Linked DNA regions of Homo sapiens: regions 2, 3 and 4 are each linked to region 1. The links are chromatin contacts, found by Hi-C or POLR2A ChIA-PET in ENCODE. All regions are on one chromosome and are shown on one strand. Each heading gives the region's core, a stretch centred on a gene start or an enhancer-like site at or near the end of the contact. The rest is flanking DNA. Distances are from core to core; before and after follow the strand shown. Region 1 overlaps LOC105373262 (a long non-coding RNA gene). Region 2 overlaps SDCCAG8 (SHH signaling and ciliogenesis regulator SDCCAG8). Region 3 overlaps SDCCAG8 (SHH signaling and ciliogenesis regulator SDCCAG8). Region 4 overlaps AKT3 (AKT serine/threonine kinase 3).

Region 1 (4,258 bases), core at 534-3,033:
TCTCCCTCACTGCTATCTCTCTCTTTGTCTGCTATCTCTCTCCCTCACTGCTATCTCTCTCTCTGTCTGCTATCTCTCTCCCTCACTGCTATCTCTCCCTGACTGCTATCTCTCTCCCTCACTGCTATCTCTCTCCCTCACTGCTATCTCTCTCTCTGTCTGCTATCTCTCCCTCACTGCTATCTCTCTCCCTCACTGCTATCTCTCTCTCTGACTGCTATCTCTCCCTCACTGCTATCTCTCCCTCACTGCTATCTCTCCCTGACTGCTATCTCTCCCCGACTGCTATCTCTCCCTGTCTGTTATCTCTGTCGGACTGCTATCTCTCTCCCTGACTGCTATGTCTCCCCGACTGCTATCTCTCCCCATCTGCTATCTATCTCTGACTATCTCTCCCTGTCTGCTATCTCTCCCTGTCTGCTATCTCTCTCTGTCTGCTCTCTCTCTCTCTGACTGCTATCTCTCTCCCTGACTGCTATCTCTCTCCCTGTCTGCTCTCTCTCCCTGACTGCTATCTCTCTCCCTGACTGCTATCTCTCCCTGACTGCTATCTCTCCCTGACTGCTATCTCTCTCCCCGTCTGCTCTCTCTCCCTGACTGCTATCTCTCTCCCAGTGTGGAAGAGAGGAAGAACCTCCTATTTTCAGACATGGCCTGTGGAGAAGAAAGCCCCAGGTTGCATCCACAGGGTGGTGTCTCTGGAAGATTCTGGGATAACCCTGTAAGAGTTTGGTGGAAGAGGCCGGGTGCAATGGCTCACGCCTGTAATCCCAGCACTTTGGGAGGCCAAGACAGGTGGATTGCTTGAGGTCAGGAGTTCGAGACCAGCCTGGCCAACATGATGAAACCCCATCTCTACCAAAAATACAAAAGTTAGCTGGGCATGGTGGTGTGCACTTATAATCCCAGCTACTCGGGAGGCTGAGGCAGGAGAATCACTTGAACCTGAGAGGCGGAGGTTGCAGTGATCTGGGAGCCCACCACTGCCCTCCAGCCTGAGTGACAGAGCAAGACTCAGTATTAAAAAAAATAAAAAGAGTTAGGTGGGAGGAATGAGTGCCTTCTCTGATTCAGGCGTTCTGGCATGTCACCTCTAGGGGATTGAAGGGGGACCCTCATTCTGTAGGACAGAGGGATAACCTTTCACCTCCATCCCCCAGATGTGCCCCAGGATCTCCTGTAGACACAGCCTACCTCCCCCTCCTATAATCCTCACCAGCGAGCACACTTGGGGTGCTGGTGACTCATCCTGGATCCTAAGGGAGGCTTCCTGAGGATGGGCCTAGTGAACCAAACTTGGAGACAGAAGGTGAGTATGGAGACAGCGGAGCCCAGCCCGGAGGGAAGATGGCCTGGACATGAGTCATCCGTCCTCATCATTCGCCCAAGGATTCGATGTTCCTTTGGCTGGCATCTATTTTCTCTTTGCAAAACTATTGATCCTGCTGCCAAATGTACCCTAAGCCTACCTTATGCATCAGTGAGATGAATGATAAATTCAGTAACCTGAGGACACAGTAACGAGAGGGCACAGAGGACAGTGACTTGGACTTTCATCAGTAGACTTAACACTGGTTGGGCCACGGCCCGAGCAGGACTGAAATTTAGCAGGAGATGAGGACAGTAACATTTGGGTTTGTTCACCAAGCCCCCAGCTTGGCACCAGAAATTTTTGGCTTTCTGCAAACAGCTGCACAGAAGCAGTGGCCAAACCCAGCTAGTGTGTGATGAGTCATCTTGCGTCAGCATCGTGCAGCACAGACATCCTATGAGGGCTCCTTTAGCTGCTGTGTCTGGTTTGGGCTTTTTCCAAAAGACGAGGGAGCCAAATACCTAAGCCCCCACACTAATGAGCACTTTGCGATTCCATGTAAGCAAAGTTATTTCACCTCCCAAGACGCATCTACACTCCTCATTATTCATTGGCTGGCCCCGTGAAGCAAGGCCGAAGAAACTGACTTGACTTAAATCAGAAAAATGAAAACGGAGAGGACTTGGCAGTATGTATCTTTAGGAAAGCATGAGACAGTGTAAAGTCCTTCTCTTTATTCTGAGGCCAGGGCTTTAGACTATAGTAAGGTTAGTCATTGAAACCGATTTCAAGTTTCTAAAGTTTTACCAAGTATGATGATAGAAACTACTTCTCTAGGGATTTTTAATATATTCATGTGCATATGATTTTAAAGTGGACAAGGCACTCTTCATATGCATGATCTTATGTAAACACTACAAAACTCCAAGAATCAAACATTTATTATGACCTCCATTTTACAGATGAGAAAACAGGTTCCTAAAAATGAAATTATTTGCTCAGGGATGATGTCACAAATCACTGACAGAGCTTAAACGCAGGAACCAACATTCTGACTCCAAATCCCATTGATGTTTTCCCCAAACGATACAAGAAATGTCTTAAATGAAAGTCCATGTGAATATTTTGAAGAACCCTTCCAACGTCTTACCTAGACTGTTTTGTGATGCTGAGAAATTGATCTACACGTGTGCATCCCTCACATGGCCACAAGATGGCAGGGTAGCCTCGATGATTGAGAAATTGGCTTCATTCCTTGCACCAGTAGAGGGCTGTAGTTCCATGTTTCAAAAAGTAAGACATGGAAAAAAAAAAAAAAAAAAAAGAAAAGAAAAGAAAAGAAAAACAAAACAAAACAAAACAAAACCCATCAGTGTCTACATTGATGAAATAGGATGGTGGGAGGTTTGTTTTTCTTTTTGCCTTTTCTTTTTTAAATTAGGCAGTGAGAGTTCAAACAAACAAGTCTCCATTTTCACCTCTGTGTTTGCTTTTGGAGGCACGAGGTCAGGACTTGGGCCAGCCGCCTAGCCTACATTATTCATCTGTCCAGTTCCAGCCCTGGAACAAATGTGAAGAAATGAAGTAGCTTCAGTGGAGGGAAAACAGTGTTGTTATTGTTGCTGGTGACAGTTCTATTTGCCAACAAACATAAAAACATACTTTGGAACCCAAATGGGCTTGTCAGAGGGAACTTTTGTTCCATGTTTGGGCTGGGATGCTTCCAGATAGAAATCAGGCTGGCATTTGAACTTCAGGAGGCAGGGAGAGAGCTGTGCACAGCAGCTACTGACCCGAAAGGCCAGGCCATCAGCTGCAGTTTTCATCTGGGTGTCGTTTGACCACAGCCCACGCGGCTCCGGGTTGCCAACTGGGGTCACTGCCCTGAATGGGTATTATGGGGGAGGAGAGCAGGGCAGGCAGGCCAGGAGGATGGGCTTGCCACAAAAGGGGATTAACAGGCTTTGGATTCTGAGTTTTTGGAAGGTGGTTCTCACTTTGGGGCTTTGGGATGGTGAAAGCGGTCGTGATTCTGGGGGATTTATTTGCTGTAAGGTCTCAATTATCCCAAGACTGTTGGCAGCACCTTGGAGATCCCTTTGCTACATGGATTAATTACTCCAGGGATAAAGCCATCCTCGCTGTGTCTGCTGGTGAGTGTTTAGGGTCCGCGAACTCATGTAAATGCCAGTCTAAGGAAGCATAATTCAGAAGGCCAATCTGCCCATCCCCTGCTACTGTTACATAATTCAAGGTGAAGGTCCCAACCACAGCTGTCCGGGGGCTGCCTCCTCCCTCGCAGATGGAAGAAGCTTGCTTGATGGACTGGACTTACACTAATACGCTATCTATTTGGAAAGAAGAGATGGCGATAAATTACTACCATGGTGAATATCATTAAAATGCCGCAGAACCAAAAGCACTGTGTGAATGTTAACTCCAGGCACCTCGCATAGCCACTCCACAAAGCTCCGGTATCACCCAACACTTTAAATTGAGCTCTAAAGCTGGAAAGGCATCTTAGAGATTAGCGGGTCCAGACGTTCGTGTCTAAGACAGCAAGCTCCCCCTAGGAGGAGTTCAAGAAATGTTTGGTGAATGAGTGAGCCTTTCATTTTACAAATCATGTAACAGCCCCTGGGAAGTGAAGCAATTGCCCCCATCGCACACCTCATTGGTGGCAGACCAGGCACTACGGCACAGCTGGCTAACTCTCAGGTTAGTCCTGTTTCAATTCCATTTTGCTGCCTAGCATTTAAAAAACTCATTTTTATTTTGTTGCTTTTTTCTTTTCAAGCCTTCTTTTGATCTACAGTTCGCTTCAGAACTACACAGTGATGAGGCGGAAACCTCTTGGTTCTCACCTTCAGATTCATTTGGTCTCAATTTCCAACCACTGGGCCTTGTAAACCTTAACTGGCTCTAGAGCTAAATAGTTCAATTTCC
Region 2 (4,258 bases), core at 1,244-3,743, 850 kb after region 1:
CTGGATGGTAGGATCAGGAATGTTTTCTCTGTTCTGTATTCATCCTTTTCCATACTTTCTAAATTTTTAAAATAGATATGTATTTTATTTGTTTTAAATAAATTCATTCTGATTTTGAAAAAAATCATAATAAAACAAAATGTAGATGTCACTGGTGGGGGAGGTTGTGTGTGGAAGGAACAGGGAATATATGGGAGTTCTGTACTTTCTGTCCAGTTTTGCTGTGAACCTAAAACTGCTCTAAAAAATAAAGCTTATTAATTAAAATCAATGTAAACAACAGGAAATTATTTACAAAAATAAGACAAACATTAAAAGCATAATTTAATGAAACACTAACTGCACTCTCCATCAAAATTCCAATTAAAAAGTATAAGAAATATTGAAAATATCTACAGAAGAAACACAAATGATCAATACCATTTATAACATATTCAATTTCACTATTATTCAAAAAATAGCACAACAAAACCAGATACTACCACCAAATATTTACTGCATGCCACCGTATAACAAACAGTGAAATCCATCCTTTACATTCATGATCTCAATTAATCCTATAAGGTACTTGTAAGGGTTTCTTTTCTTTTCTCTGTGAGGTAAACATGAAGTTGAATAATTTGCCTAAGGTCATCCAAGTAGTCAAGCCCAGATATTACTTAGTCCACCTCTAAAGGGGTGGTTCCACCCACCTGTGCAATATTGCCTCTCATGCTTTTTTAAAAAAATCTCACTTCTTTGTAATGTTATTTACTAATATGGCTACATATACAGTTATTAGAAGTTAGTGTAGTACTTCAGCAAGGTAAAACACATCAACACCCTTAAAAGGATTAATCGTCTTGGACCAGCAATTAAGGAAACAATCAAAAATTTAGATTTAGGTACAAAGTTTTTGTTGTATTATTATTCATAAACGGTTAAAAATTGGAAGCATCTTAAAAGCCTAATAATTCTTATACACGCAAATCATTTAATAAAGTTTTGTTTTCAGAGTATTTACTGATATAGAAAAATGTTCATTAGATATCAAATGAAAAAGCAGACGCAAAACTGTATATACGGTATAATCTCAATCACACTATAAATGTACACAGACATACACATGAAAAATGACTGAAGGGAAATATATCAGAGGTAAGAATAGTTATCTCTAGCTGGTAGTGGCACAGGAAATTTTCCTTAATTCTTCTTTGTATTTTCCAAATTCCCTGCATTGAGGATGTCTTACATAATCCCAAAAATATAAATGTTATTTATAAAGTACACATCACTATCAAGTGTGTATTGCAACAATCTTTTTTTCTGCTTCACATTTTTGTTTTTTTCTTTGTTTATAATTGTAATTTGCCTACCAACTTCCATTTTTCAATAAAAATTTGACATATATGCCTGCACATCATCCTTTTTCTGTCTGCAGCTCACGATATGTTCCTAGAACTAGTAGTTTGCAAAGCTCAAAGAGTAAACTTACAAGTTTTCTGTTAGTTAGGAGATACATTTCTGGCATGATTATCCTGTGTCATATAAAAGGATAATTGACTCTAATCCATTTTCATAGAAAATTCAGGCAATTTCTGGCTTTACAGAAGCATGAACTTTCCCCTGTATTTTTATATACCAGTTATGTTGCATAATTGCATTTGCATGAAATATATTTTACTACTATAATTCGGATTAAAATGATAATTGCTTTCAAAGGGAAATACAATATCTTAATTTTTTATTCTTTTAGGTTCTAGTTTGACTTTTGGTAACAATTAGCAGAGGCCAATATCAGTCTCCTCTTGTAGAAAATATAATTTTTATAGTATCCCAACCTAACATCATCTAAACATGCAAAGGAAAAAAACAGTTCAACCGGGTGTGTGTTCTTCACCTCAATTAAACTCACACAGTTGGATACCTACTGTTGCCAAAACAGTAATATAATTTACACATTATAGTCCACACAGTAAAACTACACTAAAAGTCATTTAACAATATTTATAACACCATAAAGTATAGTGTTAAAATATATGAACTGCAATATGTACCAAAATTATAAAATTTGTTTCTCATCATCAGTGATTAAAACCGGGATCATTGCTCTAGCCTCAATACTCACAACCCTGGTGACAGATTAGAATTCAAATCTTAATGATCAATTTACAATTAACAAGATAGAAGTGAAACAAATTAAACCAACCATTATATATAACGAGACCCCATGGACTCCCATTGTTCCTCTTAATTACAAAACGCAAATCACAAATACACAATGGGCAGTGTTAGACATCAGTCCACAAGCCTCACAACCCAGAAAGTGACAATGACAGAAAAGAAAGAAGCAAAACCACATAGACCCTGGTTCTATGCTCTATCCTGTTCTTTTCAGTGTGCAAGAGGTGGAAGCTAAAACCTAGCACACACTTCTCTCCACTCTGTGGCTGGCAGAGGCTCACTCCCTGCCAGCACCCAATCCTTCCAGCTCTCCCAGGCCAGGTGTTAGATAGCACTGCAAACCGCACTGCAACGTTTTACTGCTGATTCATCTAAGCGCGTGGGGAGAGAGAACACTTCCTTCACTTTGATAAAGAAAAATCACAGTTGTACCGAAGATATTTAAATAGCTCCGTTTACCTCCTTCAAAAAACAACCCCATAACTATAATAAGCTCTCAGAGTACTGGGGAATACAGAAGGAAGGATAGCGAAAGTTTATGTGAGCTTCAACTAAAATCAGCCAGAATGTCTGCCTGGTGCCAATTAAAAGCAAAATGGAATTAATTCTCTTGCCTGATGGTCAAAAACAAGCTATACAACATGCACAGAATCGGCAGTTCATTTTAAGTTTTAAAATGGGACGTGCCATTCACAAACCCCGGGGTTACAGACACCACTACGTGCAGTGTGGAGTACACAGAGCGCGCAAACTACTGTGCTAATCACTATGGAGGCTTCCAGAAAACAGAAGCAGTCGTCACTGCCATAATGCGACTTACGGTCTCCTTGGGGAGAAAACACATACAACAGACACACACACGGAGGTACCATTTCAAAACATTTTCACAGAGCAACAGAGCAGCCTAGCATGAAGCTGGGGCAGAGAGTAAGGGCGTACGTGCACGCCGAGCCCATGCTCTCAGCTTTCCCGTCATTCTGCATGGGCTTCAGTCAAATGACTAGATCTGTGAGTTTAAAATCTTGTTTTAAATGGTAGGAATCTATTTGTTTAGTTGGTATTTTGAAAAACAAGACTCTTAGAGTAATGTTGCTAGTAACAGAGGAAGGAAAAATATGTCTTAATTATTGCTCAATACAAAATAAATACACTTACTTTTCAAGAAGAATTTTACTGTAATACTCTGAGGAAAAGCTGGACCAAAATTACCATATGGATTGCATAAGTATAAATTTGGAGACTGAGTTTCCACAATGACAAAACTTTAGAAACTCCAAGATTTTCCTTACCTCAAAGCACAGGGAAAATTATTTATCCCAATAGTTTGGCATGGGGTATGCAGAGGCACACTCCTGGAGGGCTTCTTCAGAGTTTACTACATTAATAATTTGTATTTTAAAAGAAGCAGTTTAAGCCCTTCAAGTTTTATAGGTGGTTTCAAAGCAGAAGGTAACATCAAAATGGAATGTAAAACTTAACATGAATGAGTTATTGAAAATGTCATAGTAAGAAGCCAGGGAGAAATGAAACTGGAACTAAAAGAAATTAAGAACAAACAACCCTAAAATCAAAATTTGTCCTATTCACTACCTTCTTGTGAGGCACACAAAATGCACTTTTCGTAAGTTTTAGGGGCGCTTGAGAGTTTTAAAAATAGTAAGTAACAATTTATCAAGTGTTTACTACTTGCCAGGCCTTGGTTGAGTCAAATTGTAAACTTAGAGTAGGTGCCTGCTTTAATTCATCAGAGTTACAAAATACAACTAGATCCACATTTTCCTGATCTGGCTGTTTTAAAAAGGCTTTCATTGTGGCATAGACTTATGTCCGTCGGAAAATGACAGTCAGACTTTCCCTGGCAAAGACAATAGCTATGTAAAGTGATACCCAAATTACCAGTCAAGACCCTTAAAAATGCCACCAGTGAAAATAATAGCAGCTACTGTGTATTACTATGTGTCAGGCACTGTGCTAGGCACTTGATACGTGTATGTATGCGTATCTATATACACAATTCTAATTCCCATAACAATCCTGCAGTGTGGCTTTAGAAATGTTTTTACAGAAGGAGAAGCTGAGGTTTGGGGAAATGAGG
Region 3 (4,258 bases), core at 774-3,273, 780 kb after region 1:
CTGTCTGAGTGGCCCATGAGGAGTCCACCCCATGCACTATGCCCTAGAGCCCTGCCATTGCAGAGGGGACTCCCTTCTGTCCTCAGTGGGATACTGACAGCACGGAGACTGCCACCAACACGATCTGATTGTCAAACGCAGGGTTTGCACCAAGCTGACGTGCCCTCCAGGCCAGGTGATCGAACTGACCCAGCACAGTCCTGCTAAATGACTGGTTTGAATGGCCCTCCACCCCTGCTCCATGGATTGGCCACATAAGGCAGGTGGCCTGGTGGCCTCGCTCTTGACACAGTGGCTTCCTAACTTTAGAAATGCTAGGATGACTGAATACAAAAGGGATAAGCATAAATCCCAACAGATAACACTTCAAAAGAAAAACAACCCAACAGTGGCTCACACCTGTAATCCCAGTGCTTTGGGAGGCTGGGGCAATAGGATCGCTTGAGTCCAGGAGTTCGAGACCAGCCTGGGCAACATAGTGAGACCTCATCTCTACAAAAAAAATTGTAAAAATTAGCCATGTGTGGTGGCGCACCCCTGTAGTCCCAGCGACTCAAAAGGCTGATGTAGGAGAATTGCTGTAGCCCAGAATTCAAGGCTGCAGTGATGAATTTTGGGTAGAGAACACACCCACGTACACACAATACAGAATAGGCGTAAAGACCTGAAGTAAAAGTAAAATGTGTTGCGGAATTTTTTGATAAGCTCCAGGAAACAGGCATTTCTCATGATGAGTCTACATAATGCCTGTGGGCTCCCAGGCCACCTAGCAATTTATCACTATCGGAGCTGTTCCAGAAACGGGTGACCTCCTGATTCCGTGGGCCTGCATGGGGGTGACACAGATGTACGGGCCTCACCAGGAACCAATCAAAAGTCAGCCTGATTCCTTCCTGCGGCAGATCAGCCATGGCCATCTCTATGGGCTTTGTATTTCCTGCGGTTCAGGTGAGAAGCCCCATATCCATCCCCACTTTCACACTGTTGAACTTACCGTTCACTGCTCAACGCCCCCCCCCCCACCCGTGCCTACAGCCGTGCCTGACCCATGGTGAGCGTTCAGTCAGCACTGGAGGGCTGGATAATTTGTCCTAGGAGGTCACCGTTTTGTCGCCTCCATTTGCTGACTCTTTGGTAACACACATTTCTCTGACCGAGACAGAAGCCTTAGTTACTGCCCACATCTGGCTTGTCTGCCATTAGGGATATCCACGATGCTTATTTCCAGGAAGTCCTGTCATCAACACCACAGTGATCATGGTCTCGTCCAGGAGAGTAGAGCGTGCGTATGCCAGTGGGACATGAGCCCTCAGCCAGTGTCTCCCGTCCTTCTGCCCTTCCATTTGTCATCATGGCCCTTGCTGTGGCCCTCCTGTGGCTGTCCTGCAGCTCAGAGGGGGGCGACAGGGCGCCCTGGCCACTGCTCCCCTGCCGTGCTGTCCACAGGTGGTGGAAACGTGCCCCCATCTGCAGGCACACAGCTGCTAACCCATTTTCTTTGTTCTCATTTTAAATCCTATCGGAGTCATCTCTCCACAAACCCTGCCTCATTTATTTCTAAAGTTTGTTAAGTTCTGAGTGTAAGAAATCAGTTGCTCTGGGTGACCTGAACTGTTCCCCAGGCAACCACACTGTGGGGTCCAGCCAGCCTTTGCTGCTGCTTTGTTCCCAAACCAGCCAGAAGTGGCAGCCCGGGGAGATGGTGGCACCCCTCGCCCCTGCTCACAGGAGACCTGCCCGGGCTTCGCACTTCACTGTCTCCGTGGGTGGCTCTAGCCAACCCTTCTGAAGGTAACAACCCCTTCCCCCCCTGCTGTCCGCTCTGCTCACTGGCACGCTGTCTCTGTTTGGCCAAGTCAAAACGTGGTCCTGTTCCTTGTGTGTCTGGCAATAAAGCATCCATTTGTAACTGGAGAGGGCAGGCCCCTCCCCCTACCTCCATCTGGGGCATTTCAAAGCTGGCCCTGAGTTGACAGAGCTCCAGGGCAGCCCCTGCCTCGCTTGGTGGCTCGCCTCCCGCCTCCGCCTCGTGTTCTGGGCACCGGGGCCAGGGCTCGGCAGCTGTTCCAGCCAGGCCCGGCTCCGCCCGCACCCGCTCGGGTACCTGCCCCCATCCACACATCCTGTGGCCTGAGAAGAAGTTCATTTCCCTGCCCAGCCACTTCCCAATTCCATTCACTTCATTTCTCTGGGCCTTATTTTTCTATCTGTACAAAATGGTTATTTATCTCAAATGGCCCTTTCAAGCCCACAATGATCTCAGCACTAATCCTGTTGGTTTCATAATCATCTGTGCTGGGCTCTGGGTAATATGAGGCACTTCCTTTTAAAGGGAAGCTGGTTCTTTCTTTTTCTCTGCCAGAAATCAAGTGACATGAAAGCTAACACATGTCTCTGAAGCAACGCAGAGCTGAGATTCGAATCCAGGCAGTTTGACCTCAAAGTCCAGACTCTCCCATGCGAGGCTCTCCTGCTTGCTCTGGCAGATGAGGGGCAGCCAGTTTGATATCTACGGAATTAAGCTGCCAAATTGGGAAGGCAACCTGGATGAAATAAGCCACGTGAGCTCTGGCTCGCCACCAACGCACTGAGGAGAGAGGTGCCCTCAGCATGCTGGGCAGAACGTCGGGGAAACGCGGCCTTCGAGCAGGACCGCCCACCTGTCAGAAGGGAGCACTCCTCTACAGAGCCGAGGGGCAGTCAGCCACCCTCAGGCCCCTGCGGCCCTGCTGTCCCCAGCACAGCGACTGAAGTTCTCACTGAGGGGCCTCGTCCCCTCCGGGTCAGGCCTTTCCAGGAACCTGGCTCTGCCAGCTGCAAAGCAGGCGGGGGCTCACGGTTAAGGCCATCGCAGGGCAGCGGCCATTCTTCCCTCCTGGCTGCCCGGCTGGGCCCCTGATAACAGCCTCCACACCGCAGTCAGAGTTCAAAGCCCTCCTTCCCTTCCACCGCAGGGCTTGGCTTTGCTGCTTCTGGGCTCCGAGAAAGGAACAGGGCCGCAGAAACCAGAGGAATGGAAAGGTATCCACAGAGAAGGCCGCCTTGCAGACATGAAGTGGGACGTTCCGTAAGACAGCATCTCGAGCTGGACTTGGCGGGGAGAGGGAGGCGGCCCCGCACAGGCCAGGGAGGCCCCAGCACACATGAGGCCGGGGTGGAGGCCCTGGCTCTGCGGTGCCACCTGTCCTCCCCAGGGCGCACCCAAGCCCAAGGGTTCCTTCCCAACCGTGGGGTCTGAGTTTGTCATCTTCCAGCTTTCTCAAGTCCCCTGAGTCATGAGAACTTCCTCTACACACAGGCAGGTCTGTGTTTTATATGAACCATGTTTCCATGGTAAATAGATTTTAAGAATTCCCAAAGGACAGACAGTGTCACCAACAGCAGAGAGTGGAGCCTCTGGCTGCCTCATGTTTGAAAGTGTTAAAAATAAAGACAACACTGACATTTGGGGTTGTAATGTGACGGAATTACAGTCTTTTAAAGGCAAGAACCACTTATCTACACTACATGCAATATTCAGTGTTTTGTTCACTTGTCTAATTGGATTAAAATATTTAGCTCCCTTTAAAATCTTGATTGTGAATTTATATTGTGAAATGTAATGTCTGACTCAGGAAGCAATAAGTAGAGTGAATGTATCTGAAGGAATATAAAATTCAATTGACTTTTCTCCCATGATTCTTATTCTGAAAGTACTCACTCTTGGACAAAGTGAACTGTTAACGGAAGAGCAAGTCTGGCTAAAATGAAGCCCTATGCGCTTTTCAATATTAATTATACACGGGGCGCTCAGTCAAAAAACAAAAAGTTTAACTGTCTGCTGTTGGAGGTGTTTGGGGAAGTTTCTCCGAAGGTCGCGAGATGCTTATGTTAGACATGCAGCACCCAGGGTCTTGTGTCATTTTTTAAAAACACTCAGGCAGCAGGGAGTTAATGACATTTTAGCTGCATATGTTCAAGTTTATTTAAAAAAATATGCAAGTCACTTTGGTTGACAGTGTCTTGTACACAGTTTTGAAAGAATCAGGGCAAACTTTAACAGAGTCAGTTTTTATTTGAAAAATATTTTCTGGGAATGTATCAGTGTTTATTTTTGAGACTGACAATTCGGGTGAAAATCAGGATAAAAACAAAAAAACAACAATTTGGTTGAAATCAAATTGTTTGTTTTCATCTATTTAGAATTCTTTCCAAAAAATCTTGGTTCAGGAGGAGGCTTTTTAATTTATTTTATTCAATGTATTTGCTGTTCTATTCA
Region 4 (4,258 bases), core at 475-2,974, 680 kb after region 1:
GACCAGCCTGAGCAACATAGGGAGACCCTGTATCTACCAAAATAGTTAAAAATTAGCCAGGTGTGGTAGCCAGTGCCTGTGCTCCCAGCTACTCGAGAGACTGAAGTGGGAAGATTGAGTGAGCCCAAGAGGTTGAGGCTGCAGTGAGCCATCATGCGACTGCACTTCAGCCTTGGCAACAGAGTGAGACCCTGTCACCAAAACAAAACAAAACAAAACAAAAATGCATAGTATTCTGGGGAATGGATATTAAATAATTACAAGTATTTTTTGAGGTATGAAACAGAAGATAAAAACCACTCTAAATCTTACCATCTAGAAATAATTGCTAATACCGTGTTAATATATTTTCCACTGTTTATACTGTACACATATTTTCAATTTTATCATTTTAAAATATGTTACTTGTTGCCTACTAATTATGTAGATACACTTTAACTTATTAAAACCTTCCCAAATCATTGAACGTTTAGGTTGTTTTCATTTTTTAGTCAACTTAAGTATAATTTACATATAATGAAATGAACTCATTTTAAGTATATGATTAGATGACTTCTGACAAACATATATATGCATGTAGCCCCCATCACAATAAAAATATAAAACATTCTCATTGCCTCAAAAAGTTCTGCCATGCCTCTTTGCAGTCAGTCTTCCCTGTACCCATAGTACATCCACACGTGGCCCTAGGTAGCCATTGGTCTGCTTTCAGACACTAAAGATTTGATTCATCTTTTTAAAAATGTCACAGAAATGAACTCATACAATATATACTGTCTTGTATCTACTTCTTTCATTCTGCGTAATGTTTTTTGAGATTGTTAACTTTGTTGCATTTCTCAGTCATTTATTTCTTTTATTGTGAAGTCATTATCCTTTGCACAGCTATACCACCATTTGTTAATCTCTCCCACTGGTGACGTACATGCGGATTAATACCAGTCATTGCCTAATATGAATAAAGCTGATAGGCCTGTTTCTTTTCTCTTTAATTAATACTGAAGAGTATGATTGTTGGATTTATGGTAAGCATATGCTTACATTTTACAAAAATTTAAAACTGTTGTGTCATTTTACAGTCTCAGCATTAATGTAATGAGAATTTTAGGTGTTCTGCACCCTCACCAGTGCTTGCTGTGGTCAGTGGTTTTCATTTTAGTCATTCTAACGAGTGTGTGGGAGTATGTTACTGTGGTTTTAAGTTGCGTTTCTCTTATGACTAATGATAGGAAATGTCTTCACTCAGACTTTTTGCCATTGCATATACTTTTGTGACCTGTCTATTCAAATATTTCACCTATTATTCGGTTGTTCATCTTCTTACTGAATTATAGGAGTTCTTTGGATGTTCTGGTTACAAATAGTTTGCCAAATATTTGTATTACAAATGGTTTCTTCCAGACTGTAGCTTGCCTTTTCATTTTCTCAGTGATGTCTTTTGAGGAACAGACGTTTTTAATTTTGATGTCTTATTTATCAATTCTTGCCTTTTATGGTTTTCACTTTTTTTGTGTACTGTCCAAGAAATGTTTGTGTACCCCAGGTCACACATCTTTCTCCTATTTGTTATGTGTCACGTGCTATATAATAAGTTTCTGTCAACAGTGGGCCATGTATATGACAATACCATAAGATTATAATGTAGCTGAAAAATTCATATTGCCTAGTGATGTAAATGTTGTAAGTCATACTGCAGTGCATTACTCACATGTTTTGGTGATGCTGGTGTAAGCAAACCTGTGCTGCCGGTTGTGTAGAAACATAGCACATGCAGTTAGATACATAATACTTGATTGTGATAGTACATGACTGTGTTACTTCTTTATTTTATATATTGTACTTTTCATTGTTTCTTAAAGTGTATTACTTTCACTTATTTAAAAAAAAATAGGTAACTGTAAAACAGCATCAGGTGGGTCCTTCAGGTGATATTCCAAAAGAAGGCATTGTTAGCGTAGGAGATGACTACTCGATGCCTGCTCCGAAAGACCTTACAGTGGGACAGGATGTGGAGGTGGAAGACAGTGATACTGATGATCCTGACTGTGTAGGTTTAGGCTAACGTATATGCTGTGTTTTCATTTTTAACCAAAAGTTAAAGACGTTAAAAAAAATAGAAAAATATTTATAAAGATGTAAAGAAACAATATTTTTGTATAGCTGTACAATGTGTTCATATTTTAAACTGTTATAAAAGAGTCAAGGCGTTTTTAAAAATTTTAAAGTGTATAAAGTGAAAAAGTTATAGAAAGCAAAGGTTAACTCATTACTGAAGAAAAAAATAATTTTAATTATTTTATACATTATACAGTGTTCATAGTCTACAGTAATCACCTAGGCCTTCATATTCACTCGCCACTCACTCACTCAAAGCAGCTTCCAGTCCTACAAGTTTCATTCATGGTATTATAAATGCAATAGACAGGTATATCGTTTTTAAATCTTCTATATCATATTTTTACTGTACTTTTCTAGATGTGTTTAGATGTGCAAATATCATTGTGTTACACCTGCCTAGAGTATTCAGTAGGGTAACATGCTGTACAGGTCTGTACCTAGAAGTAGTAGGCTATGCCATTTAGGTTTATGTAAGTAAACCCTAGGATGTTGTCACAATGATGAAATTGTCTAATTGCACATTTCTCAGAATGTATCCCCATCATTAAGCAGTGCATGACTGTATTTTCTTCTAAAACTTTTTAAGTTGTACCTATTACATGTATAGGTCTGTGATCCATTTTAATTTTTATGTATGCTGTGAGCTAAGAGTTGAGGTTCATTTTTTTCCCCCTACAGACATCTTGTTCTTTCACTATCTTTCATTGAAAGGGCTGTCCTTTAGTCAGACATGGGGGCTTATACCTGTAATCCCAGCACTTTGGGAGGCTGAGGCAGGAAGACCACTTATGTCCAGGAGTTCGAGACCAGCCTGGGCAACACAGCAGGACCCTGTCTCTACAAAATAAAAAATTTAAAAAATTAGCCTGGACTGGTGGTGCAAGGCAGAATTGGGAGCATTGCTTGAGCCCAAGAGGTTGATGCTGCAGTGATCCATGTTCATACCACTGCATTGCAGACTGGACAACACAGCAAGACCCTGTCTCTGATTGTGTGACTTGGGTACCTCTGTTGAAAATCAGTTTGTCACACATATGGGTCTGTTTCTGCACTGTCTTATTCTGTTTAATTGATCTTTGAGTTTCTCTTTACATCAGTACCACGCTAACTTGATAATTGTTGCTTTGGGAGTATATTTTGAAATAGAGAAAAACTTTGTTCTTTTTTCAGAATTGTTTTGACTCTTCTGTGTCCTCTGCATTTTCATATAAATTTATTATCATGTCAATTTTTACAAAAAAGTCTGCTGTAACTTTGATTATGATTGCATTTAATCCATAAATCTATTTAAGAATATTGAGTCTTCTAATCCATGGACACACACTCTGTTTGCTTATGGATTTCTCTAATGTCTATTGAAACACTGTAGTTTTAGTGTATAGGTTTGTATAATTTTTCAATTTTTCTTTACCTATTCCAATTTTTTCCCATTTACAATTGTTTGCTGTTAGCATATAAGAATATAGTTGGTTTTTATATATTAACCTTGTATTCCATGGCCTTCCTAAGCTCACTTATTAGTTCTAGAAACCCTTTTTCTAAATTTCTTTGAAATGTCTATGTAGATAGTCTTGCTCTTTGTAAATAATAGCAGTTTTACTTCCATTCTTGTTTGTATGGCATGTATATATTTGTCTGTTTAATTGTCTATCTGTCTATGCATCTTTCACTGCCTGTGACTGCTAGTGCAGTGTTGAACAAAAGTAGCGAACATTGTGTTTTTGTTCCCTGTCTCGGAAAAGATTAAGTCTTTTATTATTAAGTGTGATGTTAGTCATAAGTTTTTCATATATACCTTTTATTAGGTTAAGTTCTCTCCTATTCCTAGAATATTTTACCATCAGTGGACATTGACTTTTCTTTAAAGGTTTTTGTGCCTCCATTGAGGTGATCATATGGTTGTTTATTTAGACACGGAGTCTCACTCTGTCGCCTAGGCAGAAGTGCAGTGGCGTGATCTCAGCTCACTGCAGCTTCCAGGTTTATTCCCAGGTTTAAGTGATTCTCCTGCCTCAGCCTCCCAAGCAGCTGGGACTACAGGTGCCCACCACTGCACCCAGCTAATTTTTGTATTTTTATTAGAGTTGGGGTTTCACTATGTTAGCTAGATTGCTCTCGAACTCTTACCCTCAAGTGATCC

What was found. Hi-C counts contacts between places; a loop is a spot of excess contacts on that map. ChIA-PET counts read pairs that join two places held with the same protein, here RNA polymerase II (POLR2A). Pooled maps may share reads with other maps.
Region 2: a loop to region 1 is called in a map of naive thymus-derived CD4-positive, alpha-beta T cell, with 3 times the contacts of the local background. The contact joins two enhancer-like sites. A Hi-C loop is called at or near these places in 2 of 168 maps with a recorded cell type or tissue (both naive thymus-derived CD4-positive, alpha-beta T cell), 1 of 37 single-sample maps with no recorded cell type and 7 of 50 pooled maps. POLR2A ChIA-PET finds 5 or more read pairs at or near these places in 2 of 52 experiments (B cell and OCI-LY7).
Region 3: a loop to region 1 is called in a map of heart left ventricle, with 5 times the contacts of the local background. The contact joins two enhancer-like sites. A Hi-C loop is called at or near these places in 11 of 168 maps with a recorded cell type or tissue (B cell, CD4-positive, alpha-beta memory T cell, Caco-2 and 7 more), 3 of 37 single-sample maps with no recorded cell type and 29 of 50 pooled maps.
Region 4: a loop to region 1 is called in a map of naive thymus-derived CD4-positive, alpha-beta T cell, with 2.6 times the contacts of the local background. The contact joins two enhancer-like sites. A Hi-C loop is called at or near these places in 1 of 168 maps with a recorded cell type or tissue (naive thymus-derived CD4-positive, alpha-beta T cell), 6 of 37 single-sample maps with no recorded cell type and 9 of 50 pooled maps.

Annotation. Positions count from the first base shown.
Region 1 is chr1:244,271,481-244,275,738 of GRCh38, reverse strand. The region is part of intron 1 of LOC105373262 (a long non-coding RNA gene); the gene reads left to right. Among named protein-coding and RNA genes, the nearest start is that of SPMIP3, 79 kb to the left of the region's middle. RefSeq lists a silencer at 2,451-2,677. Within about 2 kb of position 1,783, at least 21 of the 41 ENCODE cell types and tissues checked have a DNase peak (open chromatin) inside an H3K27ac peak, as active enhancers do; they include sigmoid colon, where a contact is called at or near this core.
Region 2 is chr1:243,420,211-243,424,468 of GRCh38, reverse strand. The region is part of intron 15 of SDCCAG8 (SHH signaling and ciliogenesis regulator SDCCAG8); the gene reads right to left. Among named protein-coding and RNA genes, the nearest start is that of MIR4677, 76 kb to the right of the region's middle. Within about 2 kb of position 2,493, at least 9 of the 41 ENCODE cell types and tissues checked have a DNase peak (open chromatin) inside an H3K27ac peak, as active enhancers do.
Region 3 is chr1:243,494,101-243,498,358 of GRCh38, reverse strand. The region is part of intron 17 of SDCCAG8 (SHH signaling and ciliogenesis regulator SDCCAG8); the gene reads right to left. It also overlaps a transcript of AKT3 not described here. Among named protein-coding and RNA genes, the nearest start is that of MIR4677, 150 kb to the right of the region's middle. RefSeq lists an enhancer at 1,555-2,206. Within about 2 kb of position 2,023, at least 15 of the 41 ENCODE cell types and tissues checked have a DNase peak (open chromatin) inside an H3K27ac peak, as active enhancers do; they include sigmoid colon, where a contact is called at or near this core.
Region 4 is chr1:243,593,462-243,597,719 of GRCh38, reverse strand. The region is part of intron 8 of AKT3 (AKT serine/threonine kinase 3); the gene reads left to right. Among named protein-coding and RNA genes, the nearest start is that of AKT3-IT1, 200 kb to the left of the region's middle. Within about 2 kb of position 1,724, at least 4 of the 41 ENCODE cell types and tissues checked have a DNase peak (open chromatin) inside an H3K27ac peak, as active enhancers do.